Linked DNA regions of Mus musculus: region 2 is linked to region 1. A link is a loop called in an ENCODE intact Hi-C map of the cell type or tissue named here. Cell type or tissue: heart. All regions are shown on one strand. Each heading gives the region's core, and the rest is flanking DNA. Links, peaks and the distances in the headings are about the cores only.

What was found. A loop is a pair of places that touch in the nucleus more often than their neighbours do. Peaks named below come from ENCODE experiments on the same cell type or tissue, not always from the same donor. Only the 100,000 strongest peaks of a DNase experiment are listed, where the experiment ranks them.
Region 2: it touches region 1 in a loop (2.1-fold over the local background); 1 of 42 quality-filtered maps calls a loop at or near these places.

Annotation. Positions count from the first base shown.
Region 1 is chr9:108,449,266-108,457,971 of GRCm38, reverse strand. Klhdc8b (kelch domain containing 8B) reads left to right here and starts at 5,171. Exons shown (of 6, transcript NM_001359428.1): 1 at 5,171-5,655; 2 at 6,581-7,096; 3 at 8,187-8,351; 4 at 8,681-8,706. The coding sequence starts at 6,721. It also overlaps a transcript of Ccdc71 not described here. In heart, for the core only: a CTCF peak has its summit at 5,154 (motif pointing right); DNase peaks (open chromatin) are centred at 5,341, 5,391, 6,721, 7,931 and 1 weaker place; H3K4me3 peaks cover 3,730 bases; H3K27ac peaks cover 4,275 bases.
Region 2 is chr9:108,302,527-108,311,130 of GRCm38, reverse strand. Tcta (T cell leukemia translocation altered gene) reads left to right here and starts at 4,972. Exons shown (of 3, transcript NM_001311156.1): 1 at 4,972-5,409; 2 at 5,751-5,805; 3 at 6,878-8,176. The coding sequence starts at 5,187. The coding sequence ends at 6,920. It overlaps Rhoa (ras homolog family member A), which reads right to left and starts at 4,971. Exons shown (of 6, transcript NM_016802.5): 1 at 4,578-4,971. In heart, for the core only: a CTCF peak has its summit at 4,579; DNase peaks (open chromatin) are centred at 4,380 and 5,000; H3K4me3 peaks cover 4,920 bases; H3K27ac peaks cover 3,491 bases.

The DNA of each region.
Region 1 (8,706 bases), core at 270-8,269:
AAAAGGAGCTTGTAGGCAAAGACAGGGACATCTGGGAGAGCCCAGAGTAGATGTGACCCTGAGCCATGTGGGGAGAGGAGGAGGGGAAGCGAGAGGGAAGAGAGGGGAACAAGGTGCAAGCAGGCGAAAGGGCAAAAGATGAAAGAGGACAGGCAACCAAAATGGTTGGATTATATAGCAAGAGCAACCCAGCTGGAGGGGGTGGGGCAGGAGGTGGCTAGAAGGCAGACATGCCTTAGTTCCTACCCTGTAACAGGGACTAAGGGATGCTGGGAAACCTGGTAGCCAGGTCAGCGTTAATAGGTCAGGTTTAATACGTTAAGTACCTCAGTCATTTATCCCAGGTTTGAAACTTAACACACATCACTGGTGTTGAGGGGTCAAAGGGCAATGTTTGGGAATGGATTCCCTTGCTCTTCTACCTAGTGGTTCTCTGGAATCCAGCTTGGGTTGTCTGCCTGGTAGCAGGCACCTTTACCCTTTGAGCCAAGTCGCCAGCCTCCTCTCCTCCATATATATTAAAACAAAGTCGCAAGCTAAACCTGGACCTTCTCACCTGCCTGGTCCGGGTTACAGGCAGACTGGGGTCCCCTCGTCTGGGAACCTCCTGGCTTTTATGTGGACTCTAGAGAGTCTCATCTCCAGTTCTAGTGCTCACAGGACCCATGCTTTACCTGCTGAGACCTCTCTACAGTTCTGTACCTGCGTTTTTTGTTTGTTTTGTTTGTTCTTGTTTTTGTTTTCCGTGACAGGGTTTCTCTGTGTAGCCCTGCCAGTCCCGGAACTCATGCTATAGAACTCAGAGATCCGCCTGCCTCTGCCTCCCGAGTGCTGGGATTAAAGGCGTGAGACACCATCGCCCCACTTCATCCCTAGATTTTTAAAAATGTAGGTTCTAGGGATCTAAGTTCGATCCCCCTGTCTGTACCTCAGTCACATTACCACTTGAGTTAGCGCTGAAGCTCCAACCCCCCTGTTTTGAAACAGACGCTCACAATACTACAGGGTTCAGTCTTGAGCTGCTCTCTGAGAAGGGTGAGAAGGTCCTGAAAAAGACTCTGAGAGGCCAGACAAACTGTCAGCAAGGACTCAAGGTCACAAAGGGTGAAACTGTGACAAGTCTGAAAAGTCTCACTTGAGAGAGAGACCACAGAGTCCAGTTTTATGTTGTGTGTCATGATGGTTAATCTTGGTTGTCAACTTGACTGGATGGAGCTTTTTTTCTTTTAAGTGTGTGTGTATACAGTGCCCATTGAGTCCAAAAGAGGACATTTGATTCCCTGGACCTGGAGTTACACAGGTGGTGTGAGCAGCCCAATTCCAATGCTGGGAACCAAACACCGGTCCTCCAAGAACAGCAAGTGCTCTTAAAGCCATCTCTCCAGCCTCAGTTTTTGTTTTGTTTTTGAGACAGAGTCTCACTAAATGGCCCTGGCTGACCTGGAAGTCCCTGTAGAGCAGGCTATCCTCAGACTCAGATCTGATTGTCTTTGTCTCCGGAATGCTGGGCTTAAAGGTATGTGCCACTATGGTGGCCCTTGACTGCAAATGGAATCAACTAAGAGATAAACGGCTGGACATACTGTGAGAAAGCACATTTCTAACGTGGATGCTAACGTCTTCCTAGTGGCTGCTCAGATGATAGGAGGTCTGACAGAAACGATTTTGTTTCTTGCCTTCTTATCTTCATGTGTCTTGCTAGGAAGTTCCTTATACTGTTGCTGCTGCTGCTATTACCACTGCCACCATGGCTATGGGGCCGGGGAACCATGGGATTGAGTGGTGGGTGGTCGGGGAGTCAGCCTAGAGCAAGAGAGGTTCAAGGTGCGCCTGAACCCCAGAAATCTCAGGAGAAGGATTGCCCCTCCCCAACCCCGTGCCCTCACTTTTGCCCCTGGTAGCCAGGTTAAATTCCTCTCCCCTTATAAGGTCATGTCTAGCAGCAGCTGGAATTCCTTATGCAAATGGGTGATCCCCATCACCCTGGCCCTGGCCAATGATGTACACTTACCCCAAAAGCCCCTACACACCCCTCAAAAGGTCAAGTAGGCTGCGTTTTCCCAACTGAATGAGCTGTCTACTGAGGCTCGCACCCAAGAGTCTTCTTGTCAAGCTCACCACTGCCACCACTGCCTGAGGTCTCTTCCCATCTGGCTACTCTCACCCAGCTTCCCCTCGAAGGTTCACTGGTTGCTATCTTGAGCCAATCATGCAGTGAATGGTGGGGAAGCAGAGCCAAAACAGCACATTGCTCCCACTGCTCCCACTGCCTCCACTGCCCCCACTGCCTCCACTGCCCCCACTGCCTCCACTGCCACCACTGCCTCCACTGCCACCACTGCCTCCACTGCCACCACTGCCTCCACTGCCACCACTGCCACTTCATTCCTTCACAGATATCAGAACCCAGCTTCTTCGGTATTTCGGTATGGATGGGAGACTAGTGGTTTCTCTAGGAACCCTTCAATGCCAGATTGTGACTCCTGAGGCACCAGACTCCAGGACCGAGTCACCAATGGATTCTCAGCCTGTGGTGAGCATGAAGAGAGCCACAATTGTAGCGCTCAGACTGTATGATGTAAGTCAGTCTATTAAATTCCTTTTTATCCTTAAATTTTTTAAAAAAGATTTATTTATTATTATATCTAAGTACACTGTAGTTGTCTTCAGATGCACCAGAAGAGGGCGTCAGATCTCATTACGGATGGTAGTGAGCCACCATGTGGTTGCTGGGATTTGAACTCAGGACCTTTGGAAGAGCAGTCGGTGCTCTTAACCATTGAGCCATCTCTCCAGCCCCCTATCCTTTAAATTTTTAAAGATTTATGTGAACACATACTGTTTGCCCGTATGTGTACGTGTGTGCATGTGCATGCCTGGTGCCTGCAGAGGTGAGGAAAGGGTTTCCGATCCCAGAACTGTAGTTCAGCCATGTGGGTGCTGGGAACCACACCCAGGTCCTCTGAAAGAGCAACCAGTGCTCCCATCCTGCAAACTGTCTTTCTGTCGTCTAAAGCCCCTGTGGTTTGTGTTCATTCTGTTGGTTTTGTTCCCCTGCAGAGTGTGGACTAATACACATGGTGACTTTTCAAAAGCAGCTTTGATGCCTAGAGATGGAGCTCAGTTGATAGAGTCCTTGTTTAGCGTGCAAGAGACCCTGCGTTCGCTCCTCATCACAGGTAAAAACTGGGCAAGGTAACCCCAGCACTTGGGAGGAGGGAATAAGAGAATCAGAAATTCAGTCATCCTTGGCTATGTAGCAAGTTTGGGATTAGCCTGAGCTACAGGAGATCTGACTCAAAAAAGAAAAAAAAAAGTTCACTGGGGCCTTTCATCCCAGCACTGGGGTTGAGGAAGAGGCAGATAACAGATCGCTCTGTGTTACAGGCTAGTCTGGTCTACAAGGCGAGTTCCAGGGCTGTCAGGACTGCTGCACAGAGAACCCTGTCTAGAAACAAACAAGAATTGCAATTGCTTCAAAAACAATTTGGAGGAAGAAGTAGCAAGAGACGAGGTGGCAGATAACAAGGCAGTGGCATCTGGGGACAGATGGCTTCAGAATTCAGAGGGAGCAGAAAGAGATAGCCTTGACTTAGACTGGGAGACATTAAAAAGCAGATGCTTGTAAGTGGTAAACAGTAGGAAAGCAAGCAGAGGGGGCTTAGAACAGGGACAGTGGGGAACATGAGGACACGAGAACATGGGGTACATACCAGAGCCCCAAGTGAGGAGCAGCCTGAGGATGGGAGACTTGGCACTGAGTGGTAGAGAAGGGCCCTTTAGAGTCTGTGCAGTTTGAGGCCAGTCTTTGCGCCATCATTTCTAGACATGCCCTTCACTTCAAACTGACAACCACTGAGAGAGCTATAGGCTCTATTTAGTCATAAAGAAGGGTTCATCCACATTTTGGACAGTCAGAATTTTGGGCATGCAAAGGCATTAGTACTGTATGATCCCTGGGGATGTGAAGGTGGGTTTCTTAGGTCCCCTTGTTCTTGGGAGCAGTAACAATATAAGACCCATGTTTCTAGTCACCTCCCAGAATCCCCAGGTTGCAGTTACCCACGGTGGTAACTGATGGTACCTCCTTTATTGGCTGCTTTCCTTGGTCTTCTTGCTACTTCTCTGCGGGTGCTTCCTGGCTTCACCTCCTACACTAACCACACACACTTGTGTCACTGCCTCAAGATCTGCGTTGGGAAAATTAAGCTAAACACTGTACACAAAAGGGTCGGAATCAATGAGCAGACACAGACAAGTGCAGGAGCTGTTCACACAAGCTTTCCAACTGGAAGCTTCGGCTGATCAGAATGCTCACAAGATAGGCTGAGCCAAAGTGTGAATCAGAGGTAGGTGGATGCAGCTGGTCTTTGCTACTTTGTGGGTTTTTTTCCCACCCTTCATCCCCCAGTTTCAACCCCTATCACTAGATAGGAGAGAAAGAAGGATAGAGGGGAGAGATAAATAGAGGTCCTTGAATCTAATTTCTTTTGACAACTAACAAACTGCAACTAGTCCCCTCCCCACTGATGGCCAACAACCACCCATCCACCCCCCAGGGCTCTCAAACTTATATCCTCTGAGAAGTACCCAGAATTCCAAACATAACACAATCACAGAAACTATGTGCAGCTGGCAAAACCCTGCTTTTGCTAGAACACAGGCAAATCGTAGTCAGCTGCTGGGAAGCAGCCCCGTATCTCCACACCTGGCATTAAAACAAAAACATATTCCTATACGATTTCTCTGATGTTAAAAGAAATCAAAATTTCAGAATTCTCACTCCAGGGGAGTCTTTGTCACACCAGTTTGCTATCACATGACCACGGAGTTGGCTAGAGATGAGCTCTGTACCCTGAAGATGAACAGTCACCCAACCTCTGAGTAGTAGCCCCAGAGTAGCATTAGGCAGAGAGACTCCTGGCATCTGGCTGATTGTGCACATCCACTGCTCGGATCGAAGCAAAAATAACCTACTTTTCTATAAAGAAGGTCTAGATAGGCCCCAAGGCTAGTACAGTCTGCCCCTCCACCCTACAAGCTGCTAGTCTCCATATACACTAAGGGATCTTTTCTGTGTCCTGCTTTGTGTCATGGTTAGGACAGCTCGGCTGGGCTCCCCAACCAGAGGCCCAGGCTACAGCCCTAGTGGCCTCTAGGGGGCGCCGCTGGGAAGCTTGTGGTTTGGCACCTCCAAGCTCAGTTGTGATGGGCGGACTCCGACCCCTAAAGGCCCCAGGTTCCACTGGCTAGCCCCTGGCTGATTGTACCCAGAGTGGATCCGACTCACAACGACACCCGCCTCCGATCCCACCATACCGGTGTTGTGTTGCTCGCCGCTGCCTCATTTCTATCATCGCCCCAGGTAGAGCCCTAAATCCTGGCCGGCCGGATGTCCATATGCCTGTCTGTTCATTTTGGGTGACCGTGGGTCGGTGCGCCCTACTCCTGCCGTGGCATGTGCAGAGTTAAGGCGGGAGGAGGTTTCCCCGAATCTGGGGAGGGGGGAGCGAGGGGCGGACCCGGTCCAGCCCCGCCCCACGCCGGAGCGGTGCGGGAGCCCCACCAGAGCCCAGCTTCAGCCCTAGCCGGAGCCAGCGGAGGCGGAGGCGGAACAGCGGACCCCGTGCCCTGGCGACATTTGAGATCCAGCAGGTGAGTCCCGCGGGAACCTCGCGCAGGGGAAGTTTGGGGCATGAAGGATAGAACCTTAATTAAACCCACTAGCCAGACCCGCCCCCCACTCTCCTTTGAGTTGGAAGTTTGGGGCCAGGAGGCCGTCCCTGTTAAATCCCGGGACTGAGAGTGGAGACCCCCAGCATACACATAGAGACATAGACACAGAGAGATACACACACAGCAAAAGGGGAGGCTAAGGAATGTGCTCTTGGGTGGGGGGTGTCAGGAATCCAGCCGTTTATTCCTACAGGAAAAGCCCTGGACTCAGGGACCTTCTAATCCTGTGCTCAAGAGATTCTCTACACCAGCCTTTTAAAACCTCCTCAGCAGGGAATCTGCTGGCATCGCCACACCCATAAAGGATGGACTTCAAAGGGAGTGTGGAATCCTGGAGTCTAGCCCCTTTGGGTCTCGCATATGAGACTGGCCTTTTGCTGATATAAATGGTTATACCTTGTAGAAGATCCTTCTTGTAAGGACTACAGGATGAGGGACCCTGATGGCTGGACCCAGGTTGTTGAAGGCACACTAGATGCCAGTGTGTAGAGGATGCAGAACTCTCTTGGAGCACTGAGATAAGACTTGTTGGGACAGGAAGCACGCTAGGATGGAGATTTGGGCTCTATCTTCCCTTCCACTCTAAATTGATCAAGTTACTATTTGCTAGTTCTTAAGGTTGGGGAGGGAAGAATCCCTCATGTTCCCACAAGAACCGAGAACGCCTTCTGGGTACCTGGAATCTATTCTTCCCACTATAGAAGGACCTTCACCAGTAGAGTGTTAGTCAAAGGTGTGGGTCTTTCTGCACGAGTGGTTTTGGGCCTGGCCTGCCTTCAGCTACATGTTGTTCATCTGTTTCTTGACAGTGGCCCTGACCCTTTGTTTTCTGCCTCCCCTCCAGGTCAAGGCAAGATCCCTTGGACTGGGCAGACACACCCATCCAGCCCTGACAGAATCAAGATGAGGCCTTATCATGTCCCCCCAGTGAGGCCCACAGCCTGAGCAGATACTATGGCCTACCACGGGCAGTGAGCGAGTACCATGGCTGCAGGAGGTGGTCGGGCCTTTGCTTGGCAGGTGTTCCCCCCAATGCCGACTTGCCGGGTATATGGTACAGTGGCACACCAGGACGGACACCTGCTGGTGTTGGGGGGCTGTGGCCGGGCTGGGTTACCTCTGGATACTGCTGAGACTCTGGACATGGGCTCACACACATGGCTAGCACTAGCACCCCTGCCCACTGCCCGGGCTGGTGCCGCTGCTGTGGTTCTGGGTAAGCAGGTGCTAGTGGTAGGCGGCGTGGACGAAGTCCAAAGCCCAGTAGCTGCTGTGGAGGCCTTCTTGGCTGACGAAGGCCGCTGGGAGCGCCGGGCTACCCTCCCTCAAGCGGCCATGGGTGTTGCGACTGTGGAGAGAGGTGAGTGGCTTAGAACATCCCTCAGTTGCCCCAAGCTTCCTTTTTTTTTCTCTTGCCGGAGAGTCCATTATCACAGAGGCTGGATAAGTGCCGCCTTGGACATGGCTTTGCCTCCTTTCTCTTACCTAGGCTTGCCGCAGTTTACTGTTAATTGCCTTTTCTGGGCTGTGAGGTGGGGGGTCAGAGCCCAGAAGGTCCCCCAGAAAAATGGGAGACCCCAGCCACTACCCTGTCCTGTTCTTTGTAACTAAGAGGCAGTGGGGGGTGTGGCCTAATGACTCTCTCATAGTTATAAATAGTATGGAGGGGGAGGGGAGCAAGGCCTTGGCTCTGAGCCCAGCAAGTGCTTAAGTGCTTAGTGCCCCCCCCCCCACTACCCCTAGCACACACCAGGGATCCTGATGTGGACAAAGGCCAAGCCGACCTGGAGATGGTTGCCATGGAAGCCCCCAGCTGCCAGGCAATATCACCCAACGGCCTGTGGATGTGCCCCTAGCTGACTCTGAGCACCTAACAGCTCTATCGAAGCAGCACGGTGTAGAGGTGCTGACAGGGTGCCAGAGGCTGAAAGCTGTGGCCAGCGCCTCTATCCCACAGGTCCAGCTCATCTCCCAGCCCCAAGCCTTCACCAAGTTGATGCCCTAAGTTCCCTTCCCAGACTGAGCTTCATGCTGAACAAATCCTCTTGTAGCCTCTACCACTGTCTTACGCTACCCCTACCCCCTTAGGGGACCTGCCCCCTACACACACACACACACACACACACACACACACACACACACCTGGTGGCCTCCGGGTCTGACCACCAGTCCCAGGCTAGCCTGCTAAGATGCCAGATTTGGTTGCCATAGCGTCTCCAGGGAGACCGGGCTGGATTATAATTAGATCAGCTGCCTCCTGCTCTTCACTTAGAGGGGCCTAGGCCAAAGCTGGAATCCCAGTTCTCCTAGCTCCAACTTCAGACAGGCAACAAAGTTTTTGATAAACACAAGGGTTTCCTTCCACCCCTGGGTCTGACCGAGGGAGCTGTCAGGGTGGGGTCCACCAGCTAGACATGGTTGTATAGTCTGAACTACTCTCTTCTGTGCAGATGGTATGGTGTATGCTCTGGGGGGAATGGGTCCTGACACGGCCCCCCAGGCCCAGGTACTGGTATATGAGCCCCGCCGGGACTGCTGGCTTTCGCTACCCTCCATGCCCACACCCTGCTATGGGGCCTCCACCTTCCTGCACGGGAACAAGATCTATGTCTTGGGTAAGGGCTGAGGGATGTGGGAAAGGGGGGAAAAGAGTCCAGGAGGTTGCCTAGATTAGGGATCAGTCTTCATCTGAGAAGTTAGGATTTGAGATGCTTTGGTGGGTGGGTGGGGGCTAATCCAGGTCTCTTCTGAAGCCTCCTTGGTGGCCCAACTGGGGTTGGAAAATCACATTCAGTGCTGAGGGTTTACGTGGTCTCATGGTTACTCCATGAGCAGGTATGTACGCAGCTGGATGTCGGGGCCTGGGGAGGACAGTTCAGCAACCTGGAGAGGACACCACCAAGCCCTTTGGGCTCTGTCCCAGGTGCTTCAATTCCTTTGACAGGAGGCCGCCAGGGCAAGCTCCCAGTG
Region 2 (8,604 bases), core at 605-8,604, 150 kb after region 1:
AACAAGACAACAAATCTAACACCTGATAGGTATTCCACCTCAGAACAACCAAAGCCAGGCAAGGCTTGGTGGCTCATGTCTATAACCCTAAGAAGCTAAAACAAGGATTTCCGGGACTTGGGAGGCAGAGGCAAATGGATCTCTGTGAGTTAGAAGCCAGTCTGGTCTACAGGACAAGTTTCCAGACAGACAAGAGAAATGCTGTCTCAAAAATAAAATGAAAACCCCAAAAGAATAAAACAAACAAACAAAACAAAAAACACACAAAAAGAACAAGCCCAAGGAATTTCTCATACTACATGATCTGGCCTCTGCCCATCTCTCTAAACCCATTTTACCTCCCACTCTTTCATTAGCTGCTTGTTCTCCTCTTATCTGCATTTGAAATTTAAGATTCTATTATAAACAAATCTGAATATATTTCCTCTATCTACCCCCCCCCCAGCCAGGGGTGGGGGTTAGGGGTGGGTGATGTCAGATGCTAGTAGTATCCCGCTTGGGAAGTGGGAGCAAACAACTGGGATGAGTTTAAGCTCAACCTAGCTCTATTAGCAAAAACCTTTCTCAAGACATCCCAACCCCTATTCCCAAATCAAGTTCAGTTTGGTATTAACCAAAGCTTAGTTACAACTTAATGGTCCTTTATTTCACACGTCTATCACTTAGAATTAAAAAGGCACAGTCAGAAGAAAAATTTTAAGTACATTCAGATTCATTTGACAGCGCAAACACCAATAATAATAAGCAGCTTTATTGCCTAGCTTGTTTTCAATAACACAGTCTACATAATTATGAATATACAACCCTTCACTTAGAATACTAGAGCACCATAGGTTAAAAATAAGTCTGGGATGGTGGCTCACACCTATATTTCCTGCACTAGAGACTGAAGCAGGGAGCTGGAAAGATGGCTCAGCGGTTAAGAGCACACTGCTCTTCCAGAGGACCTGAGTTCAATTCCCAGCAACCACATGGTGGCTCACAACCATCTGTAATGGGATCCACCACCCTCTTCTGGTGTGTCTGAAGACAGCTACAGTGTACTCACATAAATAAAATAAATAAATCTTGAAAGAGAGAGAGAGAGACTGAAGCAGACAGGATTGCCTCACTTGTGAGGTCAGCCTGGACTACAAAGCTCCAAGCCAGACAGAGCTTGTCTCCAATCAAACAAAAAGTCACCAGAATTAGGGATTTTACAATAATTAATTTCAAATTACTTTCAAAACTTATTGTCACCAATATCTAATGTCACCAAAACACTAACAGTAAGTAAGATGCATACTTAAATATTGTAAGTTTGGTATGGTGGCTCATACCTGCAACCCCTGCAATCCCAGCACTCAGGAGGGCTAAACTAAACTAAGGGAGAACGGCTACAAACTCAAGACCAATCTGGGCCACAGTGTAAGTTTCCAAGCTAACCTCACCTAGAGTGTAACTGCCTCCAAAATAAATAAATAAATAAAACGAACTTGGTTACAGTCAGGCCTCATAGCTGTAAACCCAGTTACTGGGGAGACTGAGGAAGGTTGAAAGCTGCAGGTGAGTTCATAATTACGCCCTGACAATGTAATAAGACTACCTCAAAAGTAAAATCAGGGTTCAGGACGTACTTCAGCAGCAGAGCCCTTGCCTAGGATATGTAATGCCCCGGGTTAAAGCTTCAGGCTGAAAAGTAACCAATCAGTTAAGATAGAGAGAGGCTAATCGTATAGCTACCAATCAAAGTTAGGTTTCATTCCCAGTAACAAAAGACAGATAGGTAACGTACATTCTTAATGCTTTGGTGCAACAATTGAGTTCCACTGGATAGAATTAAGAGGAACATTTTTTTTTTTTGAAGCAGGATTTTGTTATATAGCCTAAGCTGGTCTCAAATCTGAAATCCTCCTAATGCCTGGAGTGTTTCATTACAGGTTTGTCACCTCACCTACTTCCTATTTTTATATTCAACATTTATGCACAATTTGTCATCATTGCTAGTAGCTATGATACAATAGAACTAAGTATGCTGTCTATAAAAACCCTCTGATCTTAAATTAGTCTTTCAATGAAGTTAACTGATCTTTTGGCTCTTTAAGGACAAGTCAAAAGACTAGTTTGGCTTTTCTTACTTGACCTCTTCTTACTACTTCAACCCCACCCATGGACTAAGAAGCGCCTGAAGATCTGTTTTTGTTTTTTATTCCCGAGACAGGGTTTCTCTGTGCAGCCCTCGTTGTCCTGGAACTCACTTTGTAGACCAGGCTGGCCTCGAACTCAGAAATCCGCCTGCTGGGATTAAAGGCGTGTGCCACCACACCCAGCTCTGAAGATCTGTTTTCACTCTTCTAGTAACTTACTTACACCCCTAATAGAGCAAGATGGACTTTTTAAAGGACTATGAAATCACTCCAACAAAACCACTCTCACACATGTACAGACCATGGTCTACTTGATACATGCAAATTCTCACCAATTCCATTTAAAACTGACTCAAAGGAGTCTTGAAAACATTCTAGCTGGACCTCATTACCTTATCTTTGCTAACAGTAAACTCTCAAAACCCGGTCCTTAAGAAAACCAACACACTCAAAGGCAAGGCCTAGCCAGAAAGGAACTACTTACAAAAACATGAAATTTGTTTCCCAAATATGCATAATCTGCATGGTAAAGAACCTGAAGTAACCTGGAAATTCTGATTTTAACTGACAGCACATGGAGAATAACAGAAAAAAAAATAGTTGTAGTCTAACTAGATGTATGACCTTCAAACATTTTAAGTCTCAGCAGGAATGGTGGCACACACCCAGTGATCCCAGCACTGTTCCGGAGGCAGCACTAGGAGCATGTGGAAATTAGAGACCAGCTTTATCTACAAATTAAGTTCCAGGTCTCAGGTCAGACCCAGTGTCTTTTTTTTTTTTTTTAAATTAAGTCTTAGGTCAGTGGTTCTTCTGGTATTATCACACCCACTGTTCTCTCTGCGGAGTAATAAGCCTTTCTCAAGAAAGAGAGAGAGAGACAGACAGACAGACACACACACACACACACACACACACACAGAAGGAAAGAGAAAAAAATTCCCTAAGCTCAGTTCCCACACCTACAAACGGAATTGGTTTGTAAATCCTAAAGTTTTTTTTTTCCTCCCCAGTCTAAAATACTACATCTATTGGGGGTACAATCAGTAGAGTGGATGTTCCTATTCTCCTGTTCAGTAGATTTTTGAGTAGAAGCTATGTAAGTTGAGCACTAGAGTTTGATCCCAAGTTGTAAGGCTGAAATGCAGCTCAGAGATACAGCACCTGTTCACTGTGTCCCAAGCCAACACCAAAGAGGAAAATAAAATAGGAAAAAAACAAGCTCCATATATTTTATGTCCCTAAGAAACGTCACTGCTCCGGAGAAATACTCCAAACAACATCTCAGAGTCTTCAATATTAAGACCTGATCTTGTTTTCTTAGTTTAATAATACGTGAGTCAAATGCTCAAACTAGCCAATGAAAGGTGAAAAAAACATTCCACATGGTACATACACATTTGGGCACGTGACACTAAGTGGCTAAAAATTCTCACCACATACCGCATCCTAAAATATAAGTTTTCCCCTTTCAGACTGGCATGGGGGATGTACATTATACGTGTACTACATATTATACATATATAATGTTATATATAACATGCAAAAAGCACTTATTTCAAAATATACCAGAAGACAAAACCAAATAAATAACTAATAGGTCAAAATTTAGTGATGACTATTAGAAAATACAAGTAGAACCAATTCTGGGGCAAAAAAGAAAAAAAATGGTGTCAAATTTTCCACTATCAGCTACTAAACATGAACTTTTTTTTTTTTAAATCAACTTGCCTGCAAAAAATGCAATTTTACGAAACCGACCTGAAAAGGGGAACCCATCAGTGATTCTTAATTGAAGTAATAACTTTAAGCAGAAATGCATCTATTTTGATGCAACCTCGCCAAATTATTATGTGTTTTTTCGACTGGAAAATACCTTCCCCCATAGAGTCATAACCGCTAAGATTTCAAAACAATCTTTTACTTACACAATCTCCAATAATACGGCACTCAAAACAGAAAATCCACCCAAACCCTCACTGTCTTCACCCGGTATAGAACGGGATTAATAATCCACGTTCAATGCAAAAGGCAAAATGGAGTTGTAAAAGAGTTTCTTGCCTAGTCCAACTCCCGACAGCCACACGCGCTTCGCAGTGGCAGGCTACCCCAGCGCGGTCGCGGACCGGCCGGGAGCCCCCGCCCAGCCCGGCGCAACCCTGAGAGGAAGCGACGAGGAGGGCGGGCGGCTAGGGCTCCACCAGGCCCGGCCGGGCGGGGGAAGGGGGACTGGAGGCGGCGGGGCGCGCTTCCGGGGACTGCGCGGGCGGGGCCGCCGCCTCGGGCGCGGGGCCCCAGGTCAGGGGCCGGGGCGAGGGGCTGCGGGCCGAGAGCAGCAGGTGGGGCGCGACCGCGGGCAGGCGACGGGCCGGAGGCCGGAAAAGTGCTTGCCGATCAGCCGACCAGCCGGGCCCGGAGCCGAGGCGGCTGGAGGGAAATGCTCCTGCTCACCTCAAGGCGAGGACTCCGAGTCCGGCCTCTTCGCGCTGAGGACGCTTGTCCGCGAGTCCGCGAGCTCCGAGCCAAGGACGGGCAGCTCCGTGGGAGACGGCGGGCTATGGAGAGAACCGACGGAGGACCGCGGGCGGCGGGCGGGGAGCGCGAGCGAACGAGGGCGGGCGGTGGCGGGAGGGCGGGGAGCGACGTGCGCGGCCCCGAGCGCCCTGCGGGCTCGAGCTGGCGCCAGTCGCGGCCCCGCGCACGCGCGCACACTCTCAGTTCAGCCACGATTGCTCAAGAACGCATCCACGCCCTGAGAGCTAGACGCTTAACCAATCATGGCAGACGCGTGGAGCATGACGGGAACACCGGGGCTATAAAAGAGCGAGTTGCTATTTTATCCTCACCGAATCACTCATCCTTTAAGCAAGCAGGGTGGGGCTGGGTGCGCCTGCGCGGTTTTAAAAACCCCTCCCCAAACTGCCAACACTTCGCGCAAGCGAAGTAGATCTTCCTTGCCTTGTATTACGCGTGCGCACTGACAGGCCTAACCCCGGAAGACCATACGCTTGCGCAGTAAGAACTACGGTGACAGTACTCCCGGTGGGGCGCTGGCCAGTCATGGCGGAGCCTTGGGCCGGGCAGTTTCTGCAAGCTTTGCCCGCCACGGTGCTCGGAGCGCTGGGCACCCTGGGCAGCGACTTTCTGCGGGAGTGGGAGACACAAGACATGCGAGTGACTCTCTTCAAGCTGCTCCTGCTGTGGTTGGTGTTAAGTCTCCTGGGCATCCAGCTGGCCTGGGGGTTCTACGGGAACACAGTGACCGGGTTGTATCACCGTCCAGGTGAGGCTCCCTACGAACCTCCTTGGCCCGGCTGTCCCTACCACCACCATACTGTACCATTGGGTTCTCCTGTGTCCACATAGACTACCACTGGTCCTCCAGGAGCCTCACTGTACCCAGACTTACAACCCCGTACCATTTTACACCACAAGCCCCTCATGCCCATCATCACGTTGTTAACTGTTTCTCAAAACCCTTCCTGGACAATACCACTAGTCCCTAGTATCCCAGCCTCAATCTCTATTAAACTATACCAGTGGCCCCTGACCTGACCTGGGCTATTGCCTGCTCAGATCCCCACCCTCAGCCTCCTGCAGCTATGGGTGTGTTCCTGCCTCCAGGTCTGGGTGGCCAGAATGGATCCACACCTGATGGCTCCACACATTTCTCTTCATGGTGAGTAAATCTCTGTCTATCCCAACCCCATGCTTGACAGGCAGAGAACTCTCAGCATGTGAGTGCACCAGCTTAGTGGCTGTGCAAGAATCCTTCAAGGCTAATGGTAGAGCTCAGGATTCCAGTTGGGGGTTCCCAGTGGCTTTAGAGCCTCTCATCAGCATGTTCAGTGGGGATGGATGGTGGTGTTACCTTAATTTCAGAAAGGTGATGTGCCAGGTCTATTGAAAACAAATCCCTTGGTTGGGAAGTCTTTCTTTAGGAAGGCAAGAACATCTATTCTAGGCAAGTACTGTACCACTGGAGCTATAACCCCCAGCCTAACAGTCTCTATTCTTAGCATACGACCTCATCAAGTCAACCTCCTAATCTCTAAAAACAACAGCTTACTTATCAGGACATTTCATTCAGCTAATCTCTGAGCTTCTACCACACGGCAGAGGTCACAGTACACCAGAAAACAAGGACAACTCAGACTCTGCCAGGCAGTGGTGGCGCACACCTTTAATCTGAGCACTTGGGAGGCAGAGGCAGGTGGATTTCTGAGTTCGAGGCTAGCCTGGTCTACAGAGTGTGTTCCAGGACAGCCAGGGCTTCACAGAGAAACCCTGTCTCAAAACACCAAAAAAAAAAAAAAAAAAGAAAAGAAAAGAAAAAGAAATAGATAAAACAAGACCCAGTAGCAAGGGGAAATGTAACTTTAGGAGACTAGATCAGGCTGTGATGGTGAACTTGGAGCACAAGGGCAGAAGGAACAGTTGAGGGGCTGATTCAGCAGGACAGTTGCCTGATCTAATTTGCCTTTATAAGCTTCTTCTTATGGCAAGTCGACAAAGGGCTTCAAGAGTGAAAGCAATACATGGATTAGGAAGGTGACCACTGTCTTAGCTAAGCACCATAAGGTAGGAGAATAGTAGACCCAGCAGGGACTACAAGAGATTAGTAAAGAAGTCTAGATTCTACTATAAGCTGTACTGAGCCCAGCTTAGCCAAGAAGGAGCAAAGGAAGAACCAATGTCAGGGACTGTTCCGCGATCGATGAAATAACCTTGCTTCTCTCCATTACTTTCAGGGAGATAGCAGCAAATGAAGCTCTCAAAACGCACAGAGAATAAGGGAAGGCAGCAGCAGAAGGGTCTCCAGAGATATCGCTGGGTCCGCTGGCTCCTATGCTATTTGTTGCTGCTGTCCAGACCCCTTGGACAACTGCAGAGGGCTTGGGGTTGGGGGACTGGAGTACCATGATGCTTCCAGGGTGAGCCTCCACTGCCCTCAGCCTTGCCTCCAACAGCTTCAGGTACTGGGCAGGTGAAGTTTGTCTCTTAACAAAAGGAAAGACTTCTTGTCAAGGGTCATTGCTTAGAAACATTTTGGTTGAGGAGGTCAGTGGTCCCTTTCTCACCTTGGCTTTTTCCTGACTTAGTCATCCCCTTGGGGATGTAATCTTAGAGAAATTGGTCCTTCTAAGAGGAATCTCGAGGTTGGCCAGTTCTGAGATTTAGAAAGAAAGCCAGTTCTCCCATAGACTCTGACTTTCTTGGCTTTGCTTCGTAGGCAAAAAGCCAGCTAATCCTGGCCTGGATTAGGGCACCAAACCTGTCCCTCCCTGGCCAAGCTACAATCTTTTAGGTCTGAGGCAGGCAGAGGAAGTTATCATTTCCCACTGACTTGTTTCTCTGTTCTTTTTGAGGACAAGTTGAATTCCTAAGAGACATCTCACTAAGAGCCTTGGTATTGGCTAGCTCTCCACTGCTGAAGTACCCACAGGCTTTTCTAGTCTGTACTTGCTCCCTCCTAGGGAGGTACTAAGTAGTTAGTGCAATGACTTCACTGTGCCCTGTTACCTTGTCACTTCCCATCTTGACAAGGGCCTAGTCCTGAGAGTCCACCAGCCTCATTTCAGCCTCTAGGAATAGCAGTAAGAGCAAGCCACAAGCCAGATAGCTCTGGGCCCTTCACCATGGGTCAGAAGAGGTTCCAAGGTGGTGGGTAGCCAGTGTCCCCATGAAAACACCACTTCCTCAGAGCACTGTGGTTCCTAAAAGCATTGTGGTCCTGGATCTATCTCCTCTAACAGTTGTACTCCTGTCTCTGCTGGGCTACTAGCTACCTCAGGTGTCCACTGTCTCTTTGTTAGATGTCATATAGCCATCTGGCAGCCATTGCCTACTGAGACTTTTAGCAGGTGTACTATAGGTGAACTGTACTGAGCGCCTCGTGCACGTGCACCTACTCCAGAGATGTCATCTGTGTGGCAAGATGTTCTTCACAGCCTCATGCCCACCCACTGACATCACTACAAGAGTCAAGGTCTCACATTCCACCCCAGGAGCAACTGAAGATGTGGCATATTAAACACAGAAGTGTATCAGTGGTGTGGTTATTCAATCAAGACAAGTGTTGTGTACACATGGGCAACTGGTAAGGGATCTTGGTTGGGTATATTGCCCTTAGGATCCAACATACAGCACTTTGCAGAGGTGACGACGTGGTGCCAACTCACTGCAATGGTGGTGGACAATATCCCCGTTAGCTTTTTTGGGGACTTGGGAGGAGATTGGGGGAGCTGAGCTAGTGTCTCATGTTTTCTAAGTTGACTTTCAATTCAATATATAGCTGGAGATGACCCTGAACTCCCAATACTCTTGTCTCTAACTCAGAAGTACTAGGATTACAGGGATAGACCAGCACACCACTTCTATATTCCTTAGTTCTCATATAGCTGGCCCTTTCCAAGGAAATCCTACTTAGAGCCTGTCTTAGAGGCTAAGAAGACACCCCAGAGGGGCTGGAGAGATG